Regions from separate parts of the Mus musculus genome. Here all the other regions are linked to region 3. A link is a loop called in an ENCODE intact Hi-C map of the cell type or tissue named here. Cell type or tissue: heart. All regions are shown on one strand. Links, peaks and the distances in the headings refer to the core of each region. The heading gives the core; the rest is flanking DNA. Region 1 overlaps Adamts14 (a disintegrin-like and metallopeptidase (reprolysin type) with thrombospondin type 1 motif, 14). Region 2 overlaps Pald1 (phosphatase domain containing, paladin 1). Region 3 holds the start of Adamts14 (a disintegrin-like and metallopeptidase (reprolysin type) with thrombospondin type 1 motif, 14). Region 4 overlaps Pald1 (phosphatase domain containing, paladin 1). Region 5 overlaps Adamts14 (a disintegrin-like and metallopeptidase (reprolysin type) with thrombospondin type 1 motif, 14).

Region 1 (5,817 bases), core at 217-5,216, 76 kb after region 3:
AGTGGCGGACAGGAGCCTGGTCCCAGGTGAGTGGTTCTCTTAGAGTGGGTGGAAGCACGTGGAACAGAAAACGGTGTGGGTCGGGTAGATGTCTGAGTGGGTTAGGGTGCACCCGAGGGCTGACACTTCTCAGAAAGAAAGAGAGCAACCTCTTGGGGGCAATATGAGCACACACACACCCCCCCCACCAGTGTGCTATGCATGATGGTTCTTCGCTAGGCTCCTCCCTCCATTTGCATCTCCTCTAAGCTGCATGACTCCCAAGTCATAGAGGAGCAAATGAAGACACATTCTTGTATTCCAGAAATATTTACTCAGGCAGTGGTGGCGCATGCCTTTAATCCCAGCACTCGGGAGGCAGAGGCAGGTGGATTTCTGAGTTCGAGGCCAGCCTGGTCTACAGAGTGAGTTCCAGGACAGCCAAGGCTACACAGAAAAACCCTGTCTTGAAAAAAAAACAAGAACAAAAAAACAGAAAAAAAAGAAAGAAAGAAAGAAAGATTTACTGAGCAAAGACTGTATGCCAGATCAAGGAGGGCTGAAAGCCCAGCGTCACTGGACAGGCAGGCTGCTTACCCTCATGGAGCAGCCAGTCTAGTGAGGGAACAAGACAGATAAACAGTCTAGTGACAGATGTTACCCACTGCAAGCTGCACCTGCAAGGGTTTCTGGGGATGCAACAGGCACAACGGTGGATGAGTCATGTGTCCCCTGGTTCCCTTTGGTTCTGTGACTTTCGTCTTGATCAGTGGTCACATGCCCCAGTACAAGTTCTTTCCGGGTCCTTCTAAGAGAGGCTGTAGGCGGTGCCTAGAAGTGACCCAGTCACATGGGGCAATAGGGCTTTCCCAGGGACCCTGCCACCCCAGTGCCGTCCAGTCCATTTATCAGTTGGGAGTATGTCACTACGAGGACAGTGTGTGGAAGGCATGTGATAACCTTGCACATGGAAGTCAGTTTGCTTTCTGTCTTTCACTGACACTTCCTGGGAAGAGGACCTGTGGACATACGCTTGCAAAATGGTGTTGGGTAAAAGGAGCCCCAACTTTATTGCAGATCTTTCCCTCAGCTCTCCTGGTTACAGAATTGGAAACCAGGCCAGTATGTCAGCAAGTGTCACAACCCAGGCTCTGCAAGCCCCGGGCAGGTCATGTCATGTGGTCAGAACAGAGGAGACTGCCCGAGCGGAGCATAAAACAGTTGAGACCTAGGCATAGAGTGGAGAGTGTGGCCACAGGAGGCAGCCGATGGAAAGGGGCCCGGGAAGTCCTCATCTGAGACACAGTTCAAACCATGGAGTGATCTAGCGAGTCCCAAGCTTGGACAGTGTCACACTGTCTCAGGAGAACCTGACAGTGGCAGGTCCTGGTACAGGCTTTGCAAGTCTGTCTGATTGAGTAAAGACATAGCAGACTTCTTGGTACTCTTTTGACCCTGAGTTCACGGCTCCCTTCCCCCCCCCTTTCCCCTCTCCCTCTCCCCCCTCTCTCCCAACTGCTTTGCCCCTGGCATTATGGCTCTTGGCTCTCCTGCTCCTCTACAGTGCTCTGCTACCTGCGGAGAAGGCATCCAGCAAAGGCAGGTGGTATGCAGGAACACTTCCAGTGCCCTCGGGCCATGCGAAGGGGTCAAGCCGGACATGGTGCAGATCTGCAGCCTGCCTGCCTGTGGAGGTGAGCAGACAGGATGGGGAGGCCCCGCCCCTTCGTTCCTCCGGCCCTGTGAATGTGTAGCAGTGTGGTCTCCTGGCCCTTTGAAATTCCAAAGACAGGTTGGGCATCCCTAATCCAGAATCCCAAATGCTGCCCAATCCAGAACTCCTGGAGTGCTCACACGCTGCCACGGATGGGCGATTCCACTCCTGACTGCAGAGGATATGGTGTGATCGAAATATCAGTACCCAGTTAGCCAGCATCCTAGAGGAGACAAAAGGACCTTCCAAGACTCTTAACACTCTTATGTACGAACCTCATTTCAGTTCCCAAATCATTTAAAACATTATACAAAATTACCTGCACATTTTGGGCCTAAGAAACCAATGGGGCCATCGGGACGGCTCAGTGGATAAAGGCACTTGCTGCCAAGGCGAGGTCTACACAGTGGAAACAGAGAGATGACTCCTCCAAAGCTGTCCCCTGACCTCTGCAAATGCTCTGTGACACCCACACTAGTACACACAGGACAAAATGCAAATAAATGAAAAAAAAACAGCTGCACCCCAGGATTAGATCTGGGGCTCACCTCCTAGAGGCCTCTTTAAGTCTATGCAAATATTGCAAATCCCAGGGGGAAGACAGTGGAAGTGCTTCTGGCCCCAAGCACTCTGGGTAAAGGATGCTCTCACCCATTTGTACTTCAGCTGCATCTGTTCACAGGAGATCTCCAGAACTCTACAGTGAAGGCGGAGGTCCAGGACCCTGTGACCAAAACAGGATACCGGGAACCCCAATCCAGGCCCCTGACTCCTGAGGACAGGATCTCAACAAGTAAGTATGGTCAGGGGCCCTTCCCCTCCCCCAGCCTTACACGCAGCCCAGGGTTTGGAGTGTTAGCAATGGAGCAGGCATAGTGTCTACGTGTCTGGGTGACCTCTGAGAATCCAAATGATGTCACTCTAGTCTATGACCTACTCTGTGATTCCCCTTTAGTCCTACGTTTGGTGTTATTCCCGTGACGGCCAAACCTGATACAGACTAAAAAGAAATCATGTAGACTTCTTCTGTTGCCAGGTTTGGTGACAAGGCACTGTCCACTGTGGTGAGGGTGTCCTGTTTTATAAACCTATATAGTACGCCCCAGAGCTCTGGATTCTCATCGTGTCTGGTTTCACACTTCTGGGAACTGTAGTCATAGAGAGGAGCTGCTTTCCCCAGAGCAGCTGAAAGAAGGAATCATGGAACTGAACCAGTGTCCTCTGCTGCTGCCTCACAGGGCTAGCAATTAATTCACCCTGTGGTCTCTCCTTTCATGTCTCTGTGGATTAAGACTTTCCCTGCGTCTACTACGACATACTTCCTAGTTACCAGGGTATTACCGCGCCTCATGCAACCCTTTGACCTCTTGGCCTCTCCTCAAAACAGAAGCTGGGCAAATTCCTCAAAGCAGTTGGGGCTCTGATTCTGGCTCTGGAGCTTTGGCGCCATCTAGTGACCATTGGCTTCTATTGTCTCTGCTCCAGAGCCTGCTCTTGATCCCAGCTGCCTGAGCCACTACGTTTCTCTAAAGAGCTTTTTTTTTCTTTTTTTTAAAGATTTATTTATTATATGTAAGTACACTGTAGCCATCCTCAGACACACCAGAAGAGGGAATCAGATCTCATTACAGATGGTTGTGAGCCACCATGTGGTGGTTGTGAATTGAACTCAGGACCTCTGGAAGAGCAAGCATCCAGTGCTCTTAAGCACCTTAGCTGCAGGGAGTAACTGGGTAGCTAGGAGAGTCTAGGGCTCCATCTTCTTCCTAGAGCAGGGTTCTCATGCTTGGTTGAATCTAGACTTACCTCAGTGTCTAGGCCCTAGCCCAGACTCCCCAGGTAGAGCTTCCTGGATAAAGACCAGCGTAGCTGAGTATATGGTTGAACTAGACAGAGCTATATAGCTCTTCCTACGCACTGGAAGTTGTTGGAGGGTTCTCTAAAACAGTTTTGCCCCATCGTAGAGGTGCTGGCTCAGTAGGTCTGCACAGTGTTTGACAATTAGCCTTACCACCAAGGTTCTAATGATGCTGATACTGTGTTTGTGACGGGGAGGCAGGATGGTCCGTTTAGTTTCTCTTCCCTGTGGAAGGGTCTGACCTCCTGGGTGGAATGAGCTATGTAGTGATTCCAGCTGGGACAGAAGGAGGAAAGATGTCCCCTCCTGATGGGCACCCTTCGTGTATGTATGTACAGTGGAGCCCTGTGTGCGAGACAGATCCGTCTTCTGCCGAATGGAAGTGTTGGACCGTTACTGCACCATCCCCGGCTACCACCGTCTATGCTGTGAGTCTTGCATAAAGAAGACCTCAGGCCCCAATGCCAGCCTGGCCTTACCACCCACCTTCTCCACTCCTGGGAGTCTCTTGCCAGCACCCAAGGCCACCCTGGAGGATGTGAAGTCTACAAGGGGGCCAACCAGCCTGGAAGATCATCGGCAAAGCCAGCCCACACAGCTACCAGATGTGGCGGACAGGATCTCCCCAGTGACTCAGTATCCGGTCACCCCCCAGATGCTAAGCCCTAAAGCGTTTCCGGGCAATTCTCCTGCTACCCCACGGAGGCCACCTCAGGACTGGACCCAAACAGCTATGCCAACCTCTGAGGGTCAAGGACAGTCCAGGGAGGAACCAGGGCATGGAGGCACCAGCCTTCCCGCCACCTCCCCAGTGACATGAGCCCATCCCTCCAGTCTTTTTTACACTCTGCCTGTGGTCCCAGGGATCCTGGCTCAGAGGACTCAAGCGCAGGGGACAGGAGGTAGCACAGGTTCCCTTTTAAATTATTTGCCCTCTTGTTCTGTTTGGGGCTGTGACGCTCTTTACTCCCGTGACAGGGTTGGGGGAGGAGAGGGAGATCAGGGACTGCCCTAACCAGAAATACCTCAGCTAGCAGAGTCCGGGCTCCACTTCCCAGAGTTTTTATATGATTTGTTCCTCTAGTCTCAGTAATGCCCCTTCCCATACCCACTGGGCCATACAGGGCTGAAGCCCATGCAGGAGCCTGTCAGAGATTCTTGCTTGTCCATGACTTCTGACTACCAGGGAGGCCTGTCCAGCCATACACACACACACACACACACACACACACACACACACACACACACACACACACACCAAAGACAAAGCAGGACTCAGGAGGTAGGGCTGCACACAGGCAGACTTGGGAAGGGTCCGGGATGGATGTAGAGGTGAGGCTTCATGGCTGCAGGGTCGGGCAGGGGAGAGTTCTTCTCAGGCCTGGCTCTTGTCAGCTGATGGCTGCTAATCTCGGGCAGAGATCAGTTCACCTTTGCCGGCCATAGTGTCACTTTCGTGGCCCGATCTGTCCCTGTAGATGTCACTGCTGGTGACTCTAGGTAACAGACTGACCCTCCAATGTCACACCCAAGTCACCAGAGGAGGAGGCCTGGATACACAGCTTTGACATCCAGGAGTTAACAAGCTGGGGCTTGGTCCCTGGTTAGACCAGGATCGGTGACTTCAGTCATCACGGGGGCTTGCAGGAGACCCAGCCTGAAAGGTGACCACCGGAAAGATGTCACCTCTAAGACTGTCCCCCTCAGTCATCACTCTCTGCTGAAGTCTACTCCTCCTGGAGTTGAGGGCGGGGGCTCTTCCCTTCTGGCTTAAACTGGGCCCGAATGCGTGATGCTCAGAAGACCAGTCAGGTGGCTAGCGACTTGAGAATCCACTCAGCTGGACTGTGCAGAGGGCCCTGGCAGGATGCTAGCTGCTGTTGATCCCAGGTTAGGGTAGGGAAGATGCGTAGAGCACCTTCCATGGTCCTCAGACTCTCAGGAAATTGCCTAGACCCTCACTCAGTTTGAGGGCCAAGTGGCAGAGGTGCTTGTCTATCCACCTTCCTCCGCTGGAGGAAGGAAAGCCCCTGGCCTGCAAGCTCTGGAGAGCTGGGATGCTGGGAACTCTGCATGCTCCTCCCACTCCTGTCTCCTGCTCTGCAGGTGCCTGGAGCTACCCTGAGTCAAGTCATGTGTGGACCGGCCTGGAGATGCTGATTTTTAAAACGTTACCTATTTATTAATATTGCCCTTGGTGTTTTGTTTTTAGACCCCAAAAGTGATGCTCTGTGGTGTGTGTGTGTGTGTGTGTGTGTGTGTGTGT
Region 2 (5,817 bases), core at 603-5,602, 53 kb before region 3:
ATATTGGTCTCAGCAGATTTTCACCTGGCTGACAGACTCCATCCAGGGATCACCTGTGGAGCTGCTGAAGCCTGGACTTGCTGAAAGCTGATGTTACTCAGTCCAGCTGATGGGATTGCTCCCTGTCTTTCAGTTGGAACAAGATGGCTGTTGCTATGCTCAGGTGGCAGACCTGAACACTCAGCAGAGGGGAGGGCCCTGGGGCCATCATCTCTGGGCCGGGTGTCCTCTAACATTGCTCAGAGCTTCAGACACCCTCGAAGTCCAGTGTGTGTTTACAGATGAGGCCGTGGACCATGTGATGGGAGGGCAGCCACACGAACTCCCTTGTGAGTTAGTGGCAGAGTGGGCTTGGGAGGCAAAGGTCCTTACTCCAGACTCACACCCCTCCCTGGTCTATGCTGAATTTGAGCTCACGATCTCTAGATGGCTCTGGGGGAGGCTTGCTGCGGCTCTAGATTGGGGGCCGTTTCTTCCCCAGCTCACCCCATGAACTGACCCCTAGAAGCTGGCAGCCAGGTCTTACCATCAGTATCTTAAGGCTTAGTCAAGCCCCTGTCTTCTGGTTTTAAACTGGAGGGCCACAGCTGGTCTCTGCCGGAGCCTGGCAAGCTTGGCACCGAGTAAGCCAGTAGGCTCTGTGGGTGTGGGAGATGCTGCTCCGCTCTGGATGGAACCGGGCCCAGGCTCCATCTGGGATGTACCTCCTCCATCAGACTCACTGCCTGGGAAAGTCCCAGTTGACATTCCACCCATTTCGAGTTTTCCCCCCACCTTCTGTCCATCTCAGCTTCTCCCAGCCTTGAGACAGAAGATCCCAACAGCATGTGGTAACTTGGCTTCTGCCCCTCACCCTCCAGAATCAGTCTTTCCCAGATCCCTTCCTGCTTCAGCAATCCACTTACATGTTAATCAGAAGCCGTTAAGAGAACATGGCTTAGCATTCGGCATTGGGGCTGCTTTGGGCAATAAAGGGACCCCAGGGGCTACAGAGAAGCGGAAAAATAGGAAGTCCCTGCTCTGTGTGTGTGTGTGTGTGTGTGTGTGAGAGAGAGAGAGAGAGAGAGAGAGAGAGACCCTCCGTGTGTGACGTGAGCAAGTATAGAATGGAAATCTGGGCGTGGCTGGCTTGTTAGTCATGGCAAAATAGAACTGGTCCTGGGGTACAGCGGGACTCCCAGAGCTTGCTGAGCTGAGATGCCGGGACTTTGATTTTAGCCTTCTCATTCTGATCTTTGTACACACACGCTCCCCTTTCCTCATTGGTGGGACACTGTAGGCTCTGAGTACCCAGTGGGCTGTGCCTGAGGCTAGGCTCACTTGGCATGTGCCGACGCTAAGCCGTGTTCTATCGAGGTGAAGAAAGGCCCACGGATGCCTGTCTCGGCTTCTGGACAGTCCATGATGGTGGCTGAGCCCTTCATACCACTGTGATTGGTGTTGTATGGTGGAAGTCAAGTGGGAGTCCTTCTGGGGCAGTCTTATCCATGTTGGCCTCCACTTACCTCAGTTGCTGGCCTTAGAGGCCTAGCCATGCCTCTCTATTCTCCAGGGCAACTATGAGGCTTTGTCTAGGCTGGGTGCTGTATGTGTAGGCGCATGTGTGACAGGGTCTCTCTCTCTTAGCTTTGGCTATTCTGGAACTCACTCTGTAGATCTCACAGAGAGCTTTACCTGCCTCTGTCTCCCAGTGCTGGGATTAAAGGTGTGCACCACCACCACCTAGCTGTGCTCACAGAGTTTTAAGAACTGCCTCAGAGGCCCAGTGAGTAAGGCCGCTTGCCACCAAGACTGGTGTTTTGAGTTTGACCCCCTGGACTTCCATGGTGGAAAGAGATGACAGACTCCCTGAGTTGTCCTCGGACCTCTCTACATACTCACACATGCCCACGCTGTGCCTGGCTGGCTTGTTAGACGTGGCATAATATAAGTGATCCTGGGGTGCGGAGGGGGCACTAGACTTACAAGAGTCACAGGATCAATTCCAGCATACAAACATTTTTTAAAAACCTGCCTAACATGGAAATGAGCCACTTTGATGCTGGAGTGGACAAGAGGCGACTCGGAGCAGTCTGAGAAGTGTTCCCATTGAAGTATTCATTCATGGCCAGCAGCCTGCAGGTTGACCTAGCTGGAAATCGGTTGTTTCCTTTTGGACTTGGAAAGCAGAAAATATTTATGACAGAAACCAAGGTCCGGCTCAAAGGAAGCCCTGCTAGACACGTTAATGCCAGTAGGCACTTCCCCTGCCTTTGGCTGGTGACAGTCGCTCTTAGTAGTCTGTAGATAAAGCAGTCTATGGTACCTTCTCTCTTCCTTGCAGAATGAGTTTGAGAAAAAGCTGAGGCATAGCCGGCTGCAGATGCCCTTTGCAGAGACCTGTACAGCTTTGACTTTCTGAGAACTTGGAGCCTGCCCATTCTAGACCTTGGCAAGAAGGGAAGGAAGTCAGGGCAGGTCCTTATTAGACCCATTTACCTGAAGAAAAAACTGAGGCCTATGGAAGATCTGTGCCAGGCTGGAAGCAGGGTCAGAACTTTTTATCTTCCTCTTGGCCTTATATCCCTTTCCCTCCATGGTGGCACCAGGACCCAGGGGACAATTTGATGGTAACAGTAAGAGGACGGACGGGTGTGGGGAAGCCACTGTTGCTTCTGCCTGCGCACTGTCTTGGTTATGTGGAATAGGCCTCTCGAGCAAGAGTTGCCAGGAGGCAGAAAGATTAGCTCAGTGCCCCAGGGACTAAGGTCGCTTCCTAAGAAAAGCAGAAAATGAGCTGTCTCAGGCGCTGAGCCCCTGGCAGGTCTTTCTCAGCCTCTCTGACTCAAGCTAGTGCTGTCCCCAGAGCCCTCATTCCAGCAGGTAATGGGTCTCCAGGGCCCAGCTCCTGCAATTAGAGTAGCCTCGGAATGTTGTAAGCTGTCATGTAAGATGGAAGGACTATTTCCTTAGGCTCTTCATGCCTGGCTTAGGATGGAGTCAGCGAATTGGTGCTGCAGTAGGGGCCCCGGGCAGCAGCTGAGTCCTTGCCCCCTTTTCCTCCCACTGCTAGCTGGCCTGGAAGCCTTTTAGCCTTACAGGGGTCTTTCCTGCTGTGTCTGGCATGGTCTCTGTGCATCGCTAGACTTAGCAGGGTCACAGGGTCAATTCTACCATCCCCTGGCCCCGGTAACATCTCACTGAGACCTGTCTCTCTGGGGAGCAGCTAGCACTGGGGGTGCCTGGTTCATTGCACGGACTCATTTCTACAGCCCAGCTCCCAGGACCCTGCCAGGCACAGCAGTGCCTTATGTAGTGAGTGGGAGGTAGAGAGCAGGTGGGATAAATATTGTATAAATAGGAAAATCTGCCTGTTTGCCGTCCACTCGGCCTTAGTCCACTGGGACTGGTCCTCCAGGACAAGCCGTTCTTCTCAAATGAAGGAAAGGGTCCTGGGACATGGAGGAGGGCCAGGCAGGGACTGTGGCTGGTGTGGGGTGTCTAGGAGCCCTTGATGAGGGGAGGGGAGCCTATGGAAAGGTGTTGAAGGGGTGCCAGTAGGGTTTTCTGATTGAAATGTGAATGGAGGAAAGGACAATTGAATGTGGAACCAGAGTTTAGCTCCTAAAGGCTTGAAAAAGGTTGCTCGGATGGCACACTTACAGGTCTAGCAGTTTGGGGGTGGTGCTCTCAGGAAACTGTTAGGGCGTGGGTGATGAATTTGGGGGTACCTGAGATAACCACTGCAGTGTCGTGCAGGCACTTGTATGAAAACATGGGTGGGGGTGGGGGAGCCTCCCAACATCTTTCTAGAGTCTAGATTTCGCAAAGCTTACTGGAAACTGTCTCAGGAGGAGACTGCCAGGGAGAGTTGCTCACGGGACAACCAAGTGCCCGCCGCATCCCACGTTTTAATGTAGACCTTTGGGATGGGAGTGAGGGACAGAGAGGCAGAAAACTGATGTCAAACCTCGATCTCCCTCCCCCTGCCCCCCTCTTCGCAGCTGTTTGGGGAAGGCCCGGCCAACCACCGTGAAGCACTTACAAACTCTGCCTTAATGAAAAGGCCCAGACTTGAGAGCAGAGGAGGCCAAGGGAGGGGAGATGATGGTGCCTAGATGCCCAGAGCAGGCTCTGGGGCACGGGGCTTGTCCTGAGCCAGCCTGAAGGGACAAGCTGACTGGAGCCAGGTGGAGAGGAAGGCCACTCAGGCAGAGGGCATAGCGTGGGTGAGGTCACTGGGGCAAAGGGCGTAGCGTGGGTGAGGGCACTCGGGCAGAGGGCGTAGCGTGGGTGAGGGCATAGAAGCTTGGCCTCATGTTTACTTCTGGAGGCTCAGCAAAGAGCTTCCAGACATACTGACGGAGTGAGACCTACGCCCATGGTAGCCGGGCCAGAGGCATGAGAATCCTGTGGTCCCCACAGCTCTGGCATCTCTCCTGGGCCCCTTCTATTTCAGATTTCAGTCTCAGGGGTCCAGGAAGCCTTTGTGCAGCTTCGAGGCAGCTAATGACAGCCTGGCCGACTAGACCCACTTAAAAACAGCTGGGCTATTTTTACGTACAGGAGGTGGCTGGGTGCCTCCTCCCAGAACTCCACCAGCACGGGATGCTTTTAAGGAAAGTGGATTGTGACAGGCAGATGGGCCATTGTCTCAAATCACAGCCCTGTGGCCAGAGGCAGGATGTACCCATGGGAACCTCTGGGGGTGTCGGGCGGAATCTTCACACAGTGTCTGAATTTAGAGATAATTCTACCCTTGAAAGGCTTCTTCTGTCTCCCACCGGATGGGCCTCAGACCTCATCCATCCTTGCCGATGTCTTGGGACAGTGGTATAGTGGTGTGGCTGTAGCCAGGTGAGAGCTGGCCACTTCTCCTGAACCTTGGTGGAAGGAGTTTAAAATGGCTTTTCTAAGAAGCACTGGGTGACTCCTGCCCTTCTGAAAACACTCCAGGGCTCAGAAGGAGACAGGAGAGGACAGGCTAAGGCTTGGTGGCCACATGGCCCAGTCAGTCAGACCAGCTCACCATTCTGAGACAGCAGGACCTCACTGTGTTGGCCAAGTGGCCATTATGTGGCCATTTTTACATTATATATAAACTTTAATATATTGTTTATGTTATAAGTTATATCAATATTAATATATTACATAGGATATTTAAAATATTTTAACACATAATATGCACTAACATTAATATATAAATGTATATTTATCTTGCATATGCATACTATTTATATATGTAATATATAAAAATATAACAATCATGTTTATATATTAATATATATTTTAAAATATTTATATTTTTTTTCTGTTTTCTTTCATCTGCTGCCTAGTTTTGTTTTGTTTTTTAAAAGGTTTTACTTATTTATTTTATGTGTATGAGTACACTGTAGCTGTCTTCAGACATACCAGAAGAGGGCATTAGATCCCATTTGGGAATTGAACTCAGGACCTCTGGAAGAGCAGTCAGTGCTCTTAACCTCTGAGCCAGCTCTCCAGCCCTGCTGTCTAGTTTCTAAGCAAAATTGATTTTTTTTTAGCACACGATGCTAATTCTTTTTTAATTATATGTAAGTACACTGTAGCTGTCTTCAGACACACACAAGAAGAGGGCATAGGATTCCATTACAGATGGTTGTGAGCCACCATGTGGTTGCTGGGGTTTGAACTCAGGACCTCCGGAAGAGCAGCCAGTGCTCTTAACCTCTGAGTCATCTCTCAGCCCCCACATTGCTAATTCTTGAAAGAGTATTCAGTCCTCAAAAACCCCTGCAGGCAGCTGCTCTGGCCCTTTGTAGGAACTTCCTGGCTTTTTCTAAGCTCTGAGCCCACGTC
Region 3 (5,817 bases), core at 449-5,448:
AAATCTCCCCTCCCACTATGGGAGAATGGGCGTCTAGCAGGGGTTAAAGACAGTGATTGTCAATAAAGGAACCTTACTGGTAGGATCAGCCTCCTCCTGTGTTTTAGTCAGAATGCAGGTTCTCAGGCCCCACCCCAGAACCTGCTGGATCAGAAACTGAGGGAAAGAACCCAGTAACCTGTGTCCTATGGGAGATTCTGATATTTGCTCAAAGTTAAGTATTTACAGCTCTACTAAACAAAGCCTTAAAAAATGGGGTCAATTAAGACTGAGGAAAAAACAGCAGTCTTGTGACCTGCCACTCATCCTGGGTACATGTCCTTAGCCATCCCAATGTCCAAGCCTGGGGCTGAAGCACAGAGAAGCCCCAGCAGCCCCAGGCAGAATTCCTGGAGCATCCAGAGGACAGGGAGAGATCGTGCCTTGTGGCCTTTCCCCACATCCTCCTCCTTGTTCTCCCCAGCATTTCCTCTGCACATTTTTGGCAAGGTTCTAATGTCCGTATCTAGGAGACTCGGCTGGGTTCAGCTAACCACAGTGACTTGTCTTGCATTACAGAGCAGTGGACAATCCCCGAGAGCAGCTGGGCCATGAGGTCAGTTAGAAACAACGCTGTTTGCACCCTGTGTGTAATCGTTGCGTGGCGCGGTTGCTCTGGGTTGAAGGGCGCAGAGAAAGGAAGTCTCCATGTCCCTGAGGACTGGAGGCCAGAAAGGACAGCTGTCCTTCCCAGCTCCGGTTCTGTGATTCCCACTTCAGAAGCGGCACGGTCTGTGATTGGGACGTGGGCATCCTCCTCTCTAGAGGCCAACAGACAGCACGTTGCCCCTTTCTCTAGAGCAGTTAGGGTACATGTCACCAAATGATGGTTTTTATTTTTGAAGTCAAATAGCCTCTCATAAAAAAAAAGAAAGAAAAAGAAAGAAAGAAAGAAAGAAAGAAAGAAAGAGAGAGAGAGAGAGACAGAAAGAAAGAAAGAAAGAAAGAAAGAAGAAAAAAAAGAAAAAGAAAAAGAAAAAGAAAAAGAAAAGGAAAAAGAAAAAGAAAAAGAAAAAGAAAAGGAAAAAGAAAAAGAAAAAGAAAAAGAAAAAGAAAAAAAGAACCCCAGGCTGGTAAAGGTGCTTGCCTCCAATCCTGACAACCTGAGTTCAATTCCCAGAATCCCATGCCAGAAAGTGGGGATGGCCCCTCTCTCACCAATCACTAATTAAGATCATGTTCCACAGGCTTACCTACAGCCCGATTTTATGGAAGCATTTTCTTAAAGTGTCCTCCTCTCAGATGGTGGCAGTTTGTGTCAGTTTGACATAAATCTAGTTCAGCGCAAGTACCATTGCTATCAGGAAGACATTTTGAAAAGTAAAAAAGGAATACAAAATGAACTGAATAACCCTGAAGAGACTGGCATCTTACAGTGGTCAGTGTGTTTGCAAGCCTGGTACTACATGGGCGTGGGTGTTTGCCAGTTGAAGGTTCTGGTGTGAGCAGCCTGACCAGGAAGGGGCTGTTAAGGAGACTGAGGTTGGTGTGTCGCGTGTTAGCTATGACGACTGTTTCAATTTTCAATGTTCTTTTAAGGTTAAGGAACCAGGAAGGCATCTCTTCTTCCCTATCCCCACCCCGACTATGGATTCTGAACACCTTCATGGTATACTCATAGTTTCCATACGTGTCTTGAGACTTCCCCTGGAATGGCTGAGTGGTCTGGGAAATACCTGACCCCTCAGATTCTCCATGGGACTCCATCTCTGACTCCTATTCATTTGATTATTTAGTATTTGTGAGGGCCTACTATGTGTCCAGCACAAGGATACTGATGCCACTGAAGACTCAAGGAGTTTTTAAAAATCCTTTCAGGCCCCTGCCCCCTGTGGGGGATGGGAGAAAGCAGACACATAGGATGACCTCAGAAGGCAGCAAGAATTGACTAGAAGAAGGTAGACTCCTCAAAATAAAGGGAAAAGCTTTGCAAAGGTCACGAGGTCAGATGAGCATGGTACCCACAAGGGGCTAGGCTGGAGGGCTGTGGAGGCAGGAGGATGGCGAACAAAGGCTTTGGAGGTCTGACACAAGTGAGAGATGCACAATGTGAAGGGCTCTCTCTTCTGGGTATAGCTGGAGAAGGTTCCAGGGAGCTGAGTGATGTGTTTAGAAACACGGTGTGCTGCTATTCAGGAAAGGTGTGCTGTGTTCTGGGTCAGAATGTGTCTTAGAAAGGAGATACTGTATTTGGAAGATCATTAGCGTCTGCTATGTGAATTTAGAGGTCACCCGGGGGCTCCAGCTGCCTGGTTTCCTGATGGTCTAGGTCACTGGTTCTCAACCTTCCTAATGCTGAGACCCTTTAATACAGTTCCTCATGCTGAGGTGACCCCCACAACCATAAAATTGTATTTGTTACTACTTCATAAATGAAATTCTGCTACTGTGGTAATGCAAAAATCTGATATATAGATGCTCTTAGGTAGCCCCAAGGGGTAGAGAGGGACAGACTGAGACCAACTGGTCTAGGTGGGCAGTAGAGGTATGCACGGAGCTCTGGTGGGACTCTCTTCCTTTCCTGGGAATTTCAGGGCCTTAGGCCACTGGTTGTATCAAACACTCTAAGATGAGAATCCTCTTTCTATGTCCTGGGCATCTCATCCCTTCCGGGTTGGTAATCAGATATGTCAAGTCTCTAACAGTAGCTGATGCCCAGCAAGCAGCAGCCACCTGCTGGATATATGCTGTAACAACAGCAGCCTCTAGGTCAGCTCTGTCTCCCACGTACACCGGCAACTCCCTAATAAACATACATTGTGTCTCAAACTTGAGCCACCTGATCTTCACCCCAAGACCTCAAGCAGGCCAGCGGGAAGGAAGTGGTGGTTGGTGAGGGGCTCTTCTTTCACAGCTCAGCCAGCAGGGACCTCAGCTGGAGAGGTCTGACTCTACTGGTACTCAGTAGTGTGACCTCAGTTGTCCTGTGGTGAGATAGAGAGGAAACAGTTGGCGAGCCCTTCCTGTAGCCCCCCCACCCCCTCCAACTCCTGGGATTTGGGCTGTTCAGAGGAGCTCAGGTTGGAGGTCAGGCACACCCTCTTTGTCTGTGGGCTCTGGATTCTCTCTACACTTGCTACTGCAGTGTTACTTTTCAGCGCTCCATCTCCTCTCCCCCCTCCCTCTTCCCATCCGCCTCCCCCTCCCCTCTTGGATAACTAGACCACAGCATCTAGCTAATGCTGCCTTTCCTTCTGTGTGGGACACTCCCTACAGGCAGGCTGGTCCACCTCCTCTCTGTGCATGGCCCTCCCCCCAGACAGGGCAATGTCCTGCTATCCACTGGGCTTTCCTGTCTTCTCTAGGCTCCTCCCCCCACGCACCACCCCCACTCATGCCCCCCCCCCCCAGCATCCTTACTCTTAACCCTTCTCCCCCATCCACTATCCTCCAGCCTTCTCTCACCTGACTCAAAGCTTACTGGAACATGAGCCAATCTCCTCTGACTGGGGACAAATGACACCTAGCATTCGCTGCACTGGAACCTGGCATTGAACATTGGATATAGGTGTGGGAAGGCCACTCCCCAGAGAGTGCCACCTGCCTTCCCCACCAAGCTACTTATTCCTGTGCAAAGTCCTAAGGCATTAGCCTGAGAAATGCCAGAACTCGCTTTCCTAGGAGGGTCTCCAGCCTAAGGCAGTGGTTGCTCCACACAGCCCTGTTCACATTCTGGAGTAAGGCCACCCAGCTGCCTCCTTACCTTGTGTCCCCAGTGCCCTCTCCCTAACAAAGCCTTTCTCAGTAGAGAAGGGTCTGGACACATAATCCTTGGCCAACACAAGCAACCATTGTAGCCCCAGGGAAGGGAGTGGGGGCAGAGAAAGGGGATGAGGTTTTAATTTCTCTTTACCAAGGCTGGTTCCAGGGAAGGCCCCAGCTCACAGCTCATGACTCAGACTCAGGGGGTCGGAGCTACAAGTCTATTCTTCAGGGCTTGCTCTGTTGGGGGCAGGAAGGAGTTGCTGGAATCTGGCCAGGGTGCCTGGGCTTTCTAAAGGAATCTTCTCTGGGATGGCTTCTCAGGAGGGAGCAAGTGAGCTATCCTTATGTCACTTGCCACATCTGTTCCCAATTTACAGCTTGGAAGACTGAGGTCCTGGGAAGTCAAGCCCTTATCTTAGAACCACTTCGATTGGCAGAGCTCTGGGGATGAACCTCTGTAGCCTACAGCCTGGTCTTCTCCTTGACTCTCCTTCAATACTGACCCACTTCTTGTCCCATCAGCTTCACACAGCCCCCCCCACACACACACACACCTTGTCATGACCTCACAGGTCTTTAAGAGAAAGACTTAACATTTATTCATCTGGTGGTTGGTTGGTGACATTTCTAACTGAGTGCTTCCATGTTACCTGGAGTATAATGGGTATCAGCTCTCTGAGCTGACTTCAGAAATGAGCTGGCCACCCCAGACCCCAGCATCATTTCAAAGCCATAGCCACAGTTAAACACAACAACAAAATCAAAATAGCAAGGCCAATCAGATCCTCCCTGCTCTAAGTTTCCACCTGTGAGTAGTTTGAATTCGAGTCTCATTGCAAATTATTAAGGACATACTTGTAAAGTGAAGCAAGAACATGGGGTTTTCTGTTGGGCTCTGGGCCCTGACTGTGGAACTGTTCTCAGCGAGCTGCCAAGACAGCATCTGCTCAGCCTGTGGACGCTGTGTTCCTTGCACTACCGTGCTCAGTACTGTGACAGGGGTGGACACGCTGGGTGTTCATCTTTTGCGTGCTGTGGTTAACAATTATGCCACAGATGAAGAAACTGAGACTCAGCACCAGGATTTCCATACGAGCAGTTGGGCTGTAAAGCCTTGCAGCCCCCCCACCCCCTCATATCGTTGTGACCTGACAGTCCACAGCGCTATCATCTGCAAAGTGGGACGATTCAAGGGGTCAGGAGCTAGTTGGGCATCCTGACAGGGGAGGGGGAAGCTCCCAATCTGCGCCTTCAAAATTCAATGGGGACACTCCTGGGTGCGGTGGCTCTGGAGTAGTCACAGAGCCTGCAAACGGGGAGGAGCGGCTATGGGAAGAGGATCAGGCCGTGACTCCGGAAAGCTCTGGCGTCTGAAGGGACGATCACCCCGTACGCCGGGAGCCCCTGCGCGGGCTCCGCGTGGCACTTCCGATCCGGGCCGCATGCCTTAGCTCGCCAGGCCCGCCCCCGCCCCCGGCGCCCGCGCCCCCCGCCCGAGCCGCGCGCCCCGCCCCGCCCGTGTACCCGCCCCGCGCCCCTAGCCCGGCTCGCCGAGTCCCTGCGGCTCGGGACAGCGCGGGCGGACTGAGCTACCGCCGCTGGAGCCAACAGTGAGGGCGCCGTGCTGGGGGGCCGGGAACGGGCCAGCAGGAGGCGGAGGCTGCCGGCTGCTCTGCGATCCGGCAGTCCCGGGACTCTGACTCCTGGAGGTCCCCGTCCCCGCGCAGCCACATGGCTTGGCTCCGAGCTCTGCTCCACTGCCTGCTGCCCTGGTACTGCGCGCTCTGTGCCGCCGCCGGCAGTCAGACCCCAGGTGCGTGCGGGCCGGGCGCGCGGGGACGTGGGGTCTCTGGGGGTGCTGGCGGCCAGAGTGGCTCCTGGATGCAGGAGCCAACCAGGCAGAGTTCGAGGGGAGTGGAAGGCGGTGCGCCTGGTGTGGGTTGAGTTGCTTAGCTTTGGCTGCTTCTAGTAATCCCTGTCCCTTTCCTGTCACTGGAGGTAGTGTGACCTGCAGGAGAGGATTGGGAACTCTTCCAGTGAAGAAAAGTCACAACCCACCCTTCCCCTCACCAC
Region 4 (5,817 bases), core at 369-5,368, 61 kb before region 3:
TGTAGGAACCTGTGGATGTGTCGCCTAGGTGATACCATAGCTCCTTACTGCCCCCAAGTGGGCAGGAGGACTCAGGCTGAGGTCCCCCTTGACTTTCTGTCCTCTCACCCCTCCTCTGGCCCCAGGTGGTGATGAAGGTGGTACAGCTGCTGCCCGACGGCCACCACGTGAAGAAGGAGGTGGATGCGGCGTTGGACATTGTCAGCGAGACTATGACACCTATGCACTACCACCTTCGGGAGATCATCATATCCACCTACCGACAGGTGAGCGCTGGCCCTGGGTCCCTAGCTCTGCAGGATGGCCTGTGGTTCATATTGGGGGAGTGAGGTTGATGGTGCGGGCTTTAGGAGGCAGCAGGTCCTGTGGGCCCTTCCTAGGGTTTCTGGTTTTTTTGTTTGTTGGTTTGTTTGCTTTTTGTTTTGGTCCTACCTCTTAGAAAGGCATATGGATCTGGAAACAGAAAGGGCAGCAGCCCTTAACCACTCCCACCTGCTTTGGCCCCCTCCCACTCCCCGGGGATAACATACAGATTAAAACCTGCTGTGGGAGGGGCCAAGTGAAGAGGAATACCCAAGACCCCTGTGGCATGGGATACAATTCTAGTGTGTGATCCTGGGGTCCCAGAGGCCAAGCAGAATCAGGCAGGTGGTGGTGTGACTGACAGTTACCAAGGGTTAAGGTCAGCGTTGCATGGTGTGGCTGCTGAGCCCCAGGACAGGTTCATCTACCCTGTTTGGGGGCTGGGTCTGGTCCTCACTTAGATGTTTGTTTGCTCAGAGCACTTACTTTATTTTACATATATTTACTTATCTGTGTGCATGCTGGGTGAGCGTGGGGGTCAGGGACAGCTTGTAGGAGTTGATTCTTTCCTTCTACCATGTGGATTGTGGAGGAATGGATTTGGGTGGTCAGCCTTGATGTAGTCACCCTTACCCACCAAGCCATATTGCCAGCCCTCCAAAGTTAATCTATCTATCTATCTATCTATCTATCTATCTATCTATCTATCTATCTATCTATCTATTTATTTTTGGTTTGTTTGTTTGTTTTGAGACAGGGTTTCTCTGTGTAGCCCTGGTTGTTCTGGAACTCACTTTGTAGACCAGGCTGGCCTCGAACTCAGAGAAATCCACTTGCCTCTGCCTTCTGGGTGCTGGGACTAAAGGCGTGCGCCACCAGCACCCGGCTCAAGTTTTTTTTTTTTTTCTCCTCCGAGACAGGGTTTCTCTGTGTAGCCTTGGCTGTCCTGGAACTCACTTTGTAGACCAGGCTGGCCTCGAACTCAGAAATCCGCCTGCCTCTGCCTCCCAAGTGCTGGGATTAAAGGTGTATGCCACCACTCAAGTTATTTTTTAATGATTCATTAAATTGTAAAAGTAAGAGCTCCAGGATGGTTCAGATTTAACATGAATCTGGGACTTGCAGCTATTTAGAAATAATGTGCCCTTGAGTCTGCCCGGGTCTCCAGTGTTTCCTTCTCTGCCTCTCTTTGGACCCGAGAGCTGGACAGGTGGTGGAGTTTGCAGCTTCGGGCCTCGGAGGTGTGAGAACTGGGTTGGTCGTGGGAACATAGAGCCCTGTTTCTCAGCCTGGTAGCAGGTGTGTGGGGGCGGTACTGTATGGCATCAAGAGGCGGCAGTGAATGCCACGGCTGGGTGATTTTCAGGGCAGCTTCTGCCCCGTGGCGGATAAGAGAAGACTGTATCACGGGCAACTTGTTCAGTCTCCATTCTTGCTCATGGACACATGAGCAGAATGATCCAGAACAACCTTGGCTTGGGGTCTTGAGGTCAGATCCTAACCGGGTCAGAAGGCAGGTCCTGTTTGGAGGCAGGCCATGCGTGTGGGATAAGACCGGGGGAAAGTTCAGACTCGAGTCTGTCCTCGCGTGGGGAGGAGCTGACGGACCAGGAGCTTCAGAAGTGGACTTGGCACACGTTGGATGGCACAGTGTCTCTGTGATTAGATTCCCATCTCCAGGTTCCTTTGAGTCTCACACTGTCCTAGGGTTTCTGTTACTCTGATAAAACGCCATGACCAAAAGCAACTTGGGGAGGAAAGGGTTATTTCATCTTCCAGCCTGTAGTCTACCATCCAGGGAAGTCAGGGAAGAACTTCAAGGCAGGACCCTGAAGGCAGGAGCTGATGTATAGGCCATGGAGGGGAGCTGCTTACTGACTTGTTTCTCAAGGCTTGCTCGGCCTGCTTTCTTATAACAACTTCAGGGCCACTTCAGGGGTGTCACCACCCACAGTAGACTGGGCCACATCAAACATCCATCCAAAAAATGTACCACAGGCTTCCCACAAGCCTATCTAGTGGGGCCTCATTTGAGGGTCTCTCTTCTTAAGTGACACTGGCCCAAGTCAAGTTGGTATAAAACTAGGCAGCACACTCACCGTCACAATTTGGAATTCCCATTCAGAATGTGAGAGCTGCGTGAGAGCTGAGGCCTCTCCCCATTCTGGCTGCTGGAGGCCCAGGCAGTGCTTAGACCTGCTCCAGAGGACGTGGGCCAGGCCCTGTTAGAGCCTCGTTCTCTCCACCCCAACTCCAAAGCTCACAGGCCCTCAGTTCCTGTTCCTTGATGTGTGCTGTGAGCACACACACACACACACACACACACACACAGAGAGAGAGAGAGAGAGAGAGAGAGAGAGAGACAACAGGAAACATAGGGGCTAGCACTGCAGGGAGAAGCTATAGACTGGCCTCAGACAGCCCAAGAAGGAGTCGCTGCAGGCATCAGGGGCTGCCCGGGCAAAGGCCAGGAGACCTAAAGGTTCATGGTGGGTTTCGAGGCACTGAAGGTCCTCTGGTAGCACAGTGTTGTCACCAAAAGTGAGACTAAACAGGTAGCTGGCTTTACTCTTGGGGGGGGTGAGGTGGTAGGGATGGGGAAGGGGGCGTCGCGGGGACAGTGCTGTATGTTAGAGAGGGTAGCTCCTTCGCAGTAGAGTGTCTAATGGAGGAAGTTAAGCAAGAAAGAGACGCCCTTTCCCATCTCCCCGCCAGGACTCCCCTCACATTTCACAGGACTCCCCTCACATCTCCGAGGCCAAGTTGGTGCTCACTCCATGAGATGGAATCCCAGAGTCCCACCAGGGCTCTATGCAGAGGATCAGAAGTTAAAGTGTAAGTTAATGCAGTTACTTACCAGTGTGGCCACCAGGTGGCGCAAGTGAGCTAAGTTAGGGTAAAATTCCTCCCATCACTTTCCCATTGAACCTCGGGCCTCACTGGTGTTCAGTAAGTTAGGTTTTGTGTGTGTGTGTGTGTGTGTGTGTGTGTGTGTGTGTGTGTGTGTGTGTGTGTGTGTGTGTGTAATGTGTGTGTGTGTAATGTGTGTGTGTGTAATGTGTGTGTGTGTAATGTGTGTGTGTGTGTGTGTGTGTAAAATTCCTCCCCATCACTTTCCCATTGAACCTAGGGCCCCACTGGTGTTCAGTAAGTTAGGTTGTGTGTGTGTGTGTGTGTGTGCTTATTTATTTATTTGGTTTTTCGAGACAGGGTTTCTCTGTGCAGTCCTGGCTGGCCTCAAACTCAGAGATCCACCTGTGTCTGCCTCCCAAGTGCTGGGACTAAAGGTGTGTGCCACCACACCCGGCTTGTGTGTTTCTTTTTTAAAGTAATTTTATTTATGTTGGTGTGTGTATGACGGGAGGGGAGGCTTGTCACAGCGAGCATGTGGGGGTCCAAGGTTCTCTCCTCCCACCTTGAATTTGGACCACTTGCCTGTACAGCAAACGCTCTTACTGGCCAAGCCACCTTTCTGGCTCCTCCCACCTTGTTTTGAGACGGGGTCTTTTGTTGGTTAGATCGCTCTGAGCTTCAAGACATTCTTCTGTCTCCCCCTCCCCAGCTTACTGTAGGAATGCTGGAATTACAGGCAAGAGCTACTCTATCTGGCTTACCGCGAGTTCTGGGCATTCAAACTTGGGACCTCACACTCGTGTGCAAGTACCTGAGCCATCTCCCCAACCCCTAGGACAAGTTCTTTTAAAGATATATATTTAGATAAACAAATTATTTAAATAATATATATTATATAAGTAATATATAATATATATGTTAGTTTATGTACAATGGTGTTTTCCTGCATGTCTGTCTGTGTGAGGGTATCATTACTTGGAACAGAAGTTACAGATAGTAATGAGCTGCCGTGTTCGGAATTGAACCTGTGTCCTGGAAAGGAGCTGCCAGTGCTCCTTTAAGCACTGAGCCATCTCTCTAACCCCCTAGGGTAAGTTCTTAAAGGGTACCTTAGAGTAGGAGGTCCTGAGACTCAGAGGATTTTCATCTGTTTGTGTAAGAGGTAAATAGGGGAGCTTTTAGCATCTGGGGCTTGAGCCCTTCCTAGAAACAACCTCAGTTTATTTTGTGCCCAGTGTGTAAATCCAGCTTTGAAAATTAGCCAGGGGCAGTCCTGGGCGCAGCCAAGGTCGAATGCCACCGATAGTGACCTATGGTCTCCCTCCTCAGTACTTCAGAGTCCCCTGGGGGCTTGTCAAAAATACAGATGTCTGGGACCGACCCAGAGTGTCTGGAGGCTCCACAGTGCTAAGATGCCAGTACTCATAGCTTGGGATTGGAATGACTTGAGGCCTGGACCACCCCAGGGCTTTGCTTGGTTGCAGCCAAGCTTATAGAGATGCAATTCACATACTGCCCCACGCACGTGTTTAGAGTACACGTGTCCCAGGTTGCCTTGGCAATGGGGGGAAGTTAGAGCATGGTCAGGACCACAGGAAGAAACCTCACACTCTTGGTCATCGATCCCCGGCCACATGCAGCTCCGGGTTTCCTGTTGAAACTTTTTTTTTGGTTTCTATAGAGACAGCAGTGTGTCTAACATGTCTCCTGATAATGGACTGATGTTCTTATTTTTGTGTTGTAGATTTTCTCTCTCTCTCTCTCTCTCTCTCTCTCTCTCTTTGAGACAGGGACTCATAAAGCTCCCTCGGGCTGTCCTGGAACTCCCTCTGTAGACCAGCCTGGCCTTGAACTCATAGAGATCCACCGCCTCTGCCTCCTGAGTGCTAGGATTAAAGGCGAGCACCATGGTACCTGGCTCTCGCTTTCATGTTTGGCACAGGGTTTTCTGTATCCTGGGCTGGCTTGGAATTCCTTGAAGTTCTGATCCTCCTGCCTCTGCTTCCTGAGGACTGGGGCGATAGGTCTGCCTTGTTTCACCTGCTTTACGCGGGGCTGGGATGGGACCTGGGGTTTGGTGCAAGCTGTGCAGGTTCTCTACCAACAAAGCCCCGTGCACAGGGCCTGGCAGATGCTCTCATTTACCCTGACAGTATGCCGTTGTGTGTGTGTGTGTGTGTGAGTGTGTGTGTGTGTGAGTGTGTGAGTGTGTGAGTGTGTGTGTGTGTGTGTGTGTGTGTGTGTGTGTTTGGGGGGGCGGGGAGGGAGGCCGGAAGGGAGGGGGAGGGGAGGTCAAACCCAGTCTGTTTTTGACTCTTCTCTCACACCGCAACCATCCACTGAGACCACTGTGATCTTAGAAGCTGTAAGGAGAGCCAGGAATCTCATCCCCCTTCTGTCCTCTGTGGTACCCACAAAATGGCATGGACACACGCAGACACACACACACACACACACACACACACACACACACACACGCACATGCACACACATGCACGCACGCACACACACACAAGTGAAACTAAATCTTTAAAGAAGGGAAGAAGTAGAAATACTAAGCGCCAATTCTCATCGCAACTGTTGGCATTTTATAACAGAAGGGACAGTTAGTGACCAGTGAGTCGACCGTCTGTCAGCTCTACTTGAAGGTTAGCTCCAGGA
Region 5 (5,817 bases), core at 495-5,494, 64 kb after region 3:
CCTGATGTCCACCTCTGGCCTCTGTGTGCTTATAAATCATACTTGTGCATACCACACACACACACACATGCATACAAACCCAAGTGGGTGGCTTCTTAGCAAACAGAGAGAGAGAGAGAGAGAGAGAGAGAGAACTGTTAAGTCCCCACCCTCCTGCTCCTCTGAGTAACCCCTCACTAAAGCTCATGTTAAGTGACCCTGATTAAACTCACTGAGTCACTACAAACAGAGTAAGTGTGTGTCCTAGAATGCTAGAACCTTCCTCACTGGCGTGTTGAAATGAGGTGACTAAGTCGTCATGACGAGCATTTGCTATTGTTTCTCAAAGGTGTGAAAGGGCTTTGGAAGGATCTGGTATCCAGTGAGCAGCTGCTAGACTGAGATAGATAGATAGATAGATAGATAGATAGATAGATAGATAGATAGATAGATAGATAGATAGATAGATATTGATGTATAATATTATATAAATATATTTGATATTATATTAAATATAATTTAATTAATTTAATATTTATAATGTAATATAATGTTAAATATAAAACTGGGTGCACTCACTCATGAGAGTGAGTGTGAGAGCTGGTTCCCTCAGAGGCCAGAAGGTGTCAGATAACCTGGGGCTGGAGGCTGGGGATTGAACTCAGGTCCTCTGGAAGAGCGGCAAGCTTGCTTGCTTGCTTGCTTTCTTTCTTTCTTTCTTTCTTTCTTTCTTTCTTTCTTTCTTTCTTTCTTCCTTCCTTCCTTCCTTCCTTCCTTCCTTCCTTTCTTTCTTTCTTTCTTTCTTTCTTTCTTTCTTTCTTCCTTTCTTTGTCAAGACAAGGTTTCTCTGTGCAGTTCTAGCTATCCTGGAACTCACTCATTAGACCAGGCTGGCCTTGAACTCAGAAGTCCACCTGCCTCTGCCTACCAAGTGCTGGAATTAAAGGCATGCACCACCACTGCCCGGCTGCAGCAAGCATTCTTAACCACTGAGCTGTCTCTCCAGCTCTAACTGTTGGTTTGTTATTGATAATTTGTCAATATATTTTTCTCATTAAACTGATGATGCATTTTACTGATCAGGGATCATGAAAATCAGGGAACCAAGGCTCAAAAAGGCTAGAGACATTTGCCTCAGGTCACAGGACCAAACCATATGTGCCACAGCAGGACTCTTCAGACAGTCCCCAGACAGAGCTCCCGCCACTGCCATGACCCTGGACTTCATGGCTAAACCACATGCTGATGGCATCCTAAGCCACTTTCTGTCAACCCAGTGGGCTTAGCAGAGTCTCTCTCCTTCCAGATGCCCAGAAGTGCGAGCTCATTTGCCAGTCTGCCGACACTGGAGATGTGGTATTTATGAACCAAGTAGTCCACGATGGGACACGCTGCAGCTATCGCGATCCTTACAGCGTCTGTGCCCGTGGCGAGTGTGTGGTGGGTACCCCTGCGAGCTGCTTATACTCTGCTGGCATGGAGGACTGAATGGGTATTACTCACCTACCACACCTAGGGGCAGCTAGGGCTGCCTACACCATTAGAGAAGTGAGGTGACCCAGGCTAAGACCACCTGGGTCACAGGGTGGATTTGGGGGAGTTCTCGTGTGCCAGGGTCCCCTCTTTGGGCAGGGCCAGGAATCTCAGGAGGAAGTCAGTCGGGGAGCCTTTCTAGGTGGATACAGGAGAGCCTCCATCTGCTGATGTCACCTCCACCCCTAGCCCTTTGGTTGCGACAAGGAGGTGGGATCCATGAAGACGGATGACAAGTGCGGTGTCTGCGGTGGGGACAATTCTCACTGTAGGACTGTGAAGGGGACTCTGGGAAAGGGCTCCAAGCAGGCAGGTGAGCGTGGGTGAGCACGGCTGGGGGGTGTGGCTGGGGTGGGGGCGGGGCACTGGGGAACGCCTGCAAGGGGCGGGGCACTGGGGAACGCCTCCAAGCAGGCCGGGAAGCATGGCTGGGTGTGTGTATGTGGGGTTCTCCTTGACCCGTGCTGGAGAGGGGAGGGTCCTGGAGCCTGGCTTCAGACTTTCCCAGTCTGCCTGTGGCTGGTCCCCTGGCTTCCTGGCATACTAGTATGGACTCACAGGAGCACAGAAGCTCACCCTGTCCCTTGCTGTCTGGGAGAGGACATGTGCTGAGCTGACATGTGCTCTTTGATCCCAGGGCTTTTGGTGGGAGCGAGGGGGTCATGTTCTATTCTCATCTTTTTTTTAATTAAATTTTTTTTCAAATTTTTATTAGATTTACATTTCAAATGCTATCCCGAAAGTTCCCTATACCCTCCTCCTGCCCTGCTCCCCTACCCACCCGCTCCCACTTCTTTCCCCTGTACTGAGGCATATAAAGTTTGCAAGACCAAGGGGCCTCTCTTCCCACTGATGGCCGACTAGGCCATCTTCTGGTACATATGCAGCGAGAGACACGAGCTCTGGGGGTACTGATTAGTTCATATTGTTGTTCCACCTATAGGGTTGCAGACCCCTTCAGCTCCTTGGGTGCTTTCTCTAGCTCCTCCATTGGGGGCCCTGTGTTCCATTCAATAGATGACTATGAGCATCCACTTCTGTATTTGCCAGGCACTGGCATAGCCTCACAAGAGACAGCTATATTAGGGTCCTGTCAGCAAAATCTTTCTGGCATATGCAATAGTGTCTGGGTTTGGTGGTTATTCTCATCTTAAAAACAATGTCTGGGACCTTTTTTCCACTATGAATCTCTGGTCCCTCGAGTTCTTTAATTTCCACCTCTAACCTCACGAAGCTTGCTATAGAAGAGGGGCAGTCAGTAGTCCTTTACGTTTCTGTGTGGAGTAAGTCTGGTCTTCTTGGAGGATTTTACAGCTTTTTCATACTTTGAAGCGGGGGAAGTTGGTAACCAAGAAAGGCTTGTTCCCAAGCTTTGAATCGGTTCAAAGAGCCATGTGGATCTTCATGGCTGATCTCATCTACAACTCTACGTAGCTTAGGAAGAAAGGGGTGGGAGTAGGGAAAGCAGAAGAGGAGGCCGCGAAGGGAAATAAAAGCATCTCGCACGTGTGGGTATCAGTGCACGTGCTAGTGACCCCTAGCGGGCGCTTGGAACTACAACATCTCATGCTTCCCTGCCCTTGGGGATCCAGTGGAGCCGGGGGAAGAATCCAACCCTGGTTTCCAGCCAAGGAAACAGGTTTCTGAAAGGCTCCGTGTGTGAGAAGTCCTTGTGTTCCCGGCTATGTGCTGTGAGATAGTATGGGGTGCTGAGCAGGGGGCTACCCTCTCAGGACTCTTTGCTTTTCTGGATGCCCCTGGGTGGCAGCGGCTCTCAAACAGGTGCAGATCCCGGCGGGTGCCAGGCACATTCAGATTGAATTGCTGGAGAAGGCTCCCCACCGAATCGGTGAGTGCTGTGTGGGGCGGGGAGGACAAGGAAGATAGGGATCCCAGACTTAGATAAAGACAGACAATCCCTTTTTTAGTTGTTTTATGCAGAATAGCTGAACCATCACATAGTTCAGGCTTGTTTCTTCCCACCAGGATCAACCGCTGTTCAAATTTCTTATGGAAGCAGGTGGCTTCTTCTAAAAGAGTCATTTCGCAGAAGGGCTCAGGCCGCTCTGGCTGCATGGCACACCACCCCAAGAACATAAGGGTTAGGAGTAACAGTTGTCACAGGATCTCAGTTCTGTGGCCATAGTCATGACAGGCCCAGCCAGTGGTTCTTCTATTGGTTGCCTAAACCCAAACAGCCAAACACTGTCAGCTGATGGGTCTGTCGGGAGTTCACTGGTCTAGGAGGTGTGGATGGTGTTGGCAATTGGCTGAGGCTGAGGCTGACAGAGCTATGACTGACCCCAACAAGCAAATCTGGGAATATCCAAATCTGGATGTCTGTCCCTTGGGCATCTGCAGCTAGAGAGGGCAGGGCCCCAGGGTGCAAGCACTCTGCCAGCCCCTAACATTGCATTGACCCAAGTCACATGACCCAAGCACCAGTCAATGGTTAAAAACACAGACTCGGGGCTGGCGAGATGGCTCAGTGGGTAAGAGCACTCGACTGCTCTTCCGAAGGTCCAGAGTTCAAATCCCAGCAACCACATGGTGGCTCACAACCATCCGTAACAAGATCTGACTCCCTCTTCTGGTGTGTCTGAAGACAGCTACAGTGTACTTACATATAATAATAAATAAATAAATCTTTAAAAAAAAAAAAAAAAACACACAGACTCTGTCTTAGAGGAACAGGGCTATGTGGACAGCCATTTCTACAGTCCACCAGGCAGGTCCTAGCTCTCCATTATAATGATACTTAAACAGAGTTACTAAAGAAGGTGTCATGGTTGTTGCACAAACATGAAGCAAAGACAGTTTGAAAGTTAGATTCCCCAGAGGATGGGGAACAGCCCAGTGGGCAGAGTGTTTTCCATGTGAGCATGAGGATCTGGTCTTGGTCCCCCAGAACCCCCACAGAAGCCAGCAATGCAGTGTTGCCTACAATCTCAGCACTAGGGCAGTGCTTGCAAAAGATCCTTAGAGCTGGACCCAGCTGACTTTCTGAGCCTTGTGTTCATCTAGAGGCCCTGTCTCAAAAATAGATAGATGGATGGATGGATGGATGGATGGATGGATGAGATAGATAGATAGATGGATGGGTGAGATAGATAGATAGATAGATAGATAATGGATGAATGGATGATAGAGATAGATGAACAGACAGATGGATGGATGGATAGATAGAAAGATGATGGATGGATGGGTGATAGAGATAGATAGATAGATAGATAGATAGATAGATAGATAGATAGATAGATAGTAAATAGTAGATAGATGGATGGAGAGAGAGAGACAGAAGGATGGGTGGGTGGGTGGGTAGACAGACAGACAGATAGATGATGGATGGATGGGTAGGTAGATAGATAGGTAGGTAGGTAGATAGATAGAGATAGAGAGAGATGGAAGGATGGGTGGGTAGACAGACAGACAGACAGACAGATGATGGATGGATAGGTAGGTAGATAGATAGACAGACAGATAGAGATTTATAAGGTAAAGTGACTGAGGAAGTCTGTGACAAAGATCCCTGGCCTCCACATACAGCACACACGTATACACACATACACAAACATGTACATATATAAAACATGTGCATGCAATACACACACACACAAACATCAGAACCCCAAACAGATTAAACTTAGAAAGTCAAGTCCAGGCTTAGTGGTGCACGTCTTTTATCCCAACACCCAGAAAACAGAAGCAGAGGATCTCTGGGAGTTCAAGGTCAACCTGACCTACATAGCAAATTCCAGACTAGCCAGAGGTACATGGCTAGTGAGGCTCTATCTCAAACTAATATAAAATAAATATGCAAGTTAAGAGCCAGAAAGATGGCTCCATAGGAAAGGAAGGACTCTTTCCACACAAGCCGAATAACCACAGTTTGATCCCACAAAAAGGTATAAGGTTGTCTTAGTCAGGGTTTCTATTCCTGCACAAACATCAGGACCAAGAAGCAAGTTGGGAGGAAAGGATTTATTCGGCTTACACTTCCATACTTCTGTTCATCACCAAGGAAGTCAGGACTGGAACTCAAGCAGGTCAGGAAGCAGGAGCTGATGCAGAGGCCATGGTGGGATGTTCTTTACTGGCTTGCTTCCCCTGGCTTGCTCAGCCTGCTCTCTTGGATTCTAATCCAAGACTACCAGCCCAGAGATGGCACCACCCACAAGGGGCCTCTCCCCCTTGATCACCAATTGAGAAAATGCCCCACAGCTGGATCTCGTAGAGGCATTTCCCCAACTGAAGCTCCTTTCTCTGTGATAACTCCAACCTGTGTCAAGTTGACACAAAACTAGC

Evidence for each region. A loop is a pair of places that touch in the nucleus more often than their neighbours do. Peaks named below come from ENCODE experiments on the same cell type or tissue, not always from the same donor. Only the 100,000 strongest peaks of a DNase experiment are listed, where the experiment ranks them.
Region 1: a loop joins it to region 3, with 2.0 times the contacts of the local background. A loop is called at or near these places in 3 of 42 quality-filtered maps.
Region 2: a loop joins it to region 3, with 2.9 times the contacts of the local background. A loop is called at or near these places in 15 of 42 quality-filtered maps.
Region 4: a loop joins it to region 3, with 6 times the contacts of the local background. A loop is called at or near these places in 15 of 42 quality-filtered maps.
Region 5: it touches region 3 in a loop (2.2-fold over the local background); 8 of 42 quality-filtered maps call a loop at or near these places.

The regions. Positions count from the first base shown.
Region 1 is chr10:61,197,032-61,202,848 of GRCm38, reverse strand. Adamts14 (a disintegrin-like and metallopeptidase (reprolysin type) with thrombospondin type 1 motif, 14) reads left to right here. Exons shown (of 22, transcript NM_001081127.2): 19 at 1-26; 20 at 1,544-1,673; 21 at 2,376-2,486; 22 at 3,890-5,737. The coding sequence ends at 4,371. Among named protein-coding and RNA genes, the nearest start is that of Gm29861, 17 kb to the left of the region's middle. In heart, for the core only: a CTCF peak has its summit at 3,142 (motif pointing left); DNase peaks (open chromatin) are centred at 3,088 and 4,301; H3K27me3 peaks cover 1,249 bases.
Region 2 is chr10:61,326,144-61,331,960 of GRCm38, reverse strand. All of the region lies in intron 18 of Pald1 (phosphatase domain containing, paladin 1), which reads left to right. Among named protein-coding and RNA genes, the nearest start is that of Prf1, 31 kb to the right of the region's middle. In heart, for the core only: a CTCF peak has its summit at 5,393 (motif pointing right); DNase peaks (open chromatin) are centred at 680 and 2,796; H3K27ac peaks cover 2,695 bases.
Region 3 is chr10:61,272,896-61,278,712 of GRCm38, reverse strand. It overlaps Adamts14 (a disintegrin-like and metallopeptidase (reprolysin type) with thrombospondin type 1 motif, 14), which reads left to right and starts at 5,294. Exons shown (of 22, transcript NM_001081127.2): 1 at 5,294-5,557. The coding sequence starts at 5,476. In heart, for the core only: a CTCF peak has its summit at 2,714 (motif pointing left); DNase peaks (open chromatin) are centred at 562, 4,692, 5,012, 5,342 and 1 weaker place; H3K4me3 peaks cover 1,231 bases; H3K27ac peaks cover 1,264 bases.
Region 4 is chr10:61,333,648-61,339,464 of GRCm38, reverse strand. It overlaps Pald1 (phosphatase domain containing, paladin 1), which reads left to right. Exons shown (of 20, transcript NM_013753.2): 18 at 126-266. Among named protein-coding and RNA genes, the nearest start is that of Prf1, 39 kb to the right of the region's middle. In heart, for the core only: a CTCF peak has its summit at 3,161 (motif pointing right); a DNase peak (open chromatin) is centred at 3,074.
Region 5 is chr10:61,209,132-61,214,948 of GRCm38, reverse strand. Adamts14 (a disintegrin-like and metallopeptidase (reprolysin type) with thrombospondin type 1 motif, 14) reads left to right here. Exons shown (of 22, transcript NM_001081127.2): 13 at 1,286-1,419; 14 at 1,702-1,825; 15 at 3,281-3,361. Among named protein-coding and RNA genes, the nearest start is that of Gm29861, 4.4 kb to the left of the region's middle. In heart, for the core only: a CTCF peak has its summit at 3,045 (motif pointing left); a DNase peak (open chromatin) is centred at 3,058; H3K27me3 peaks cover 1,820 bases.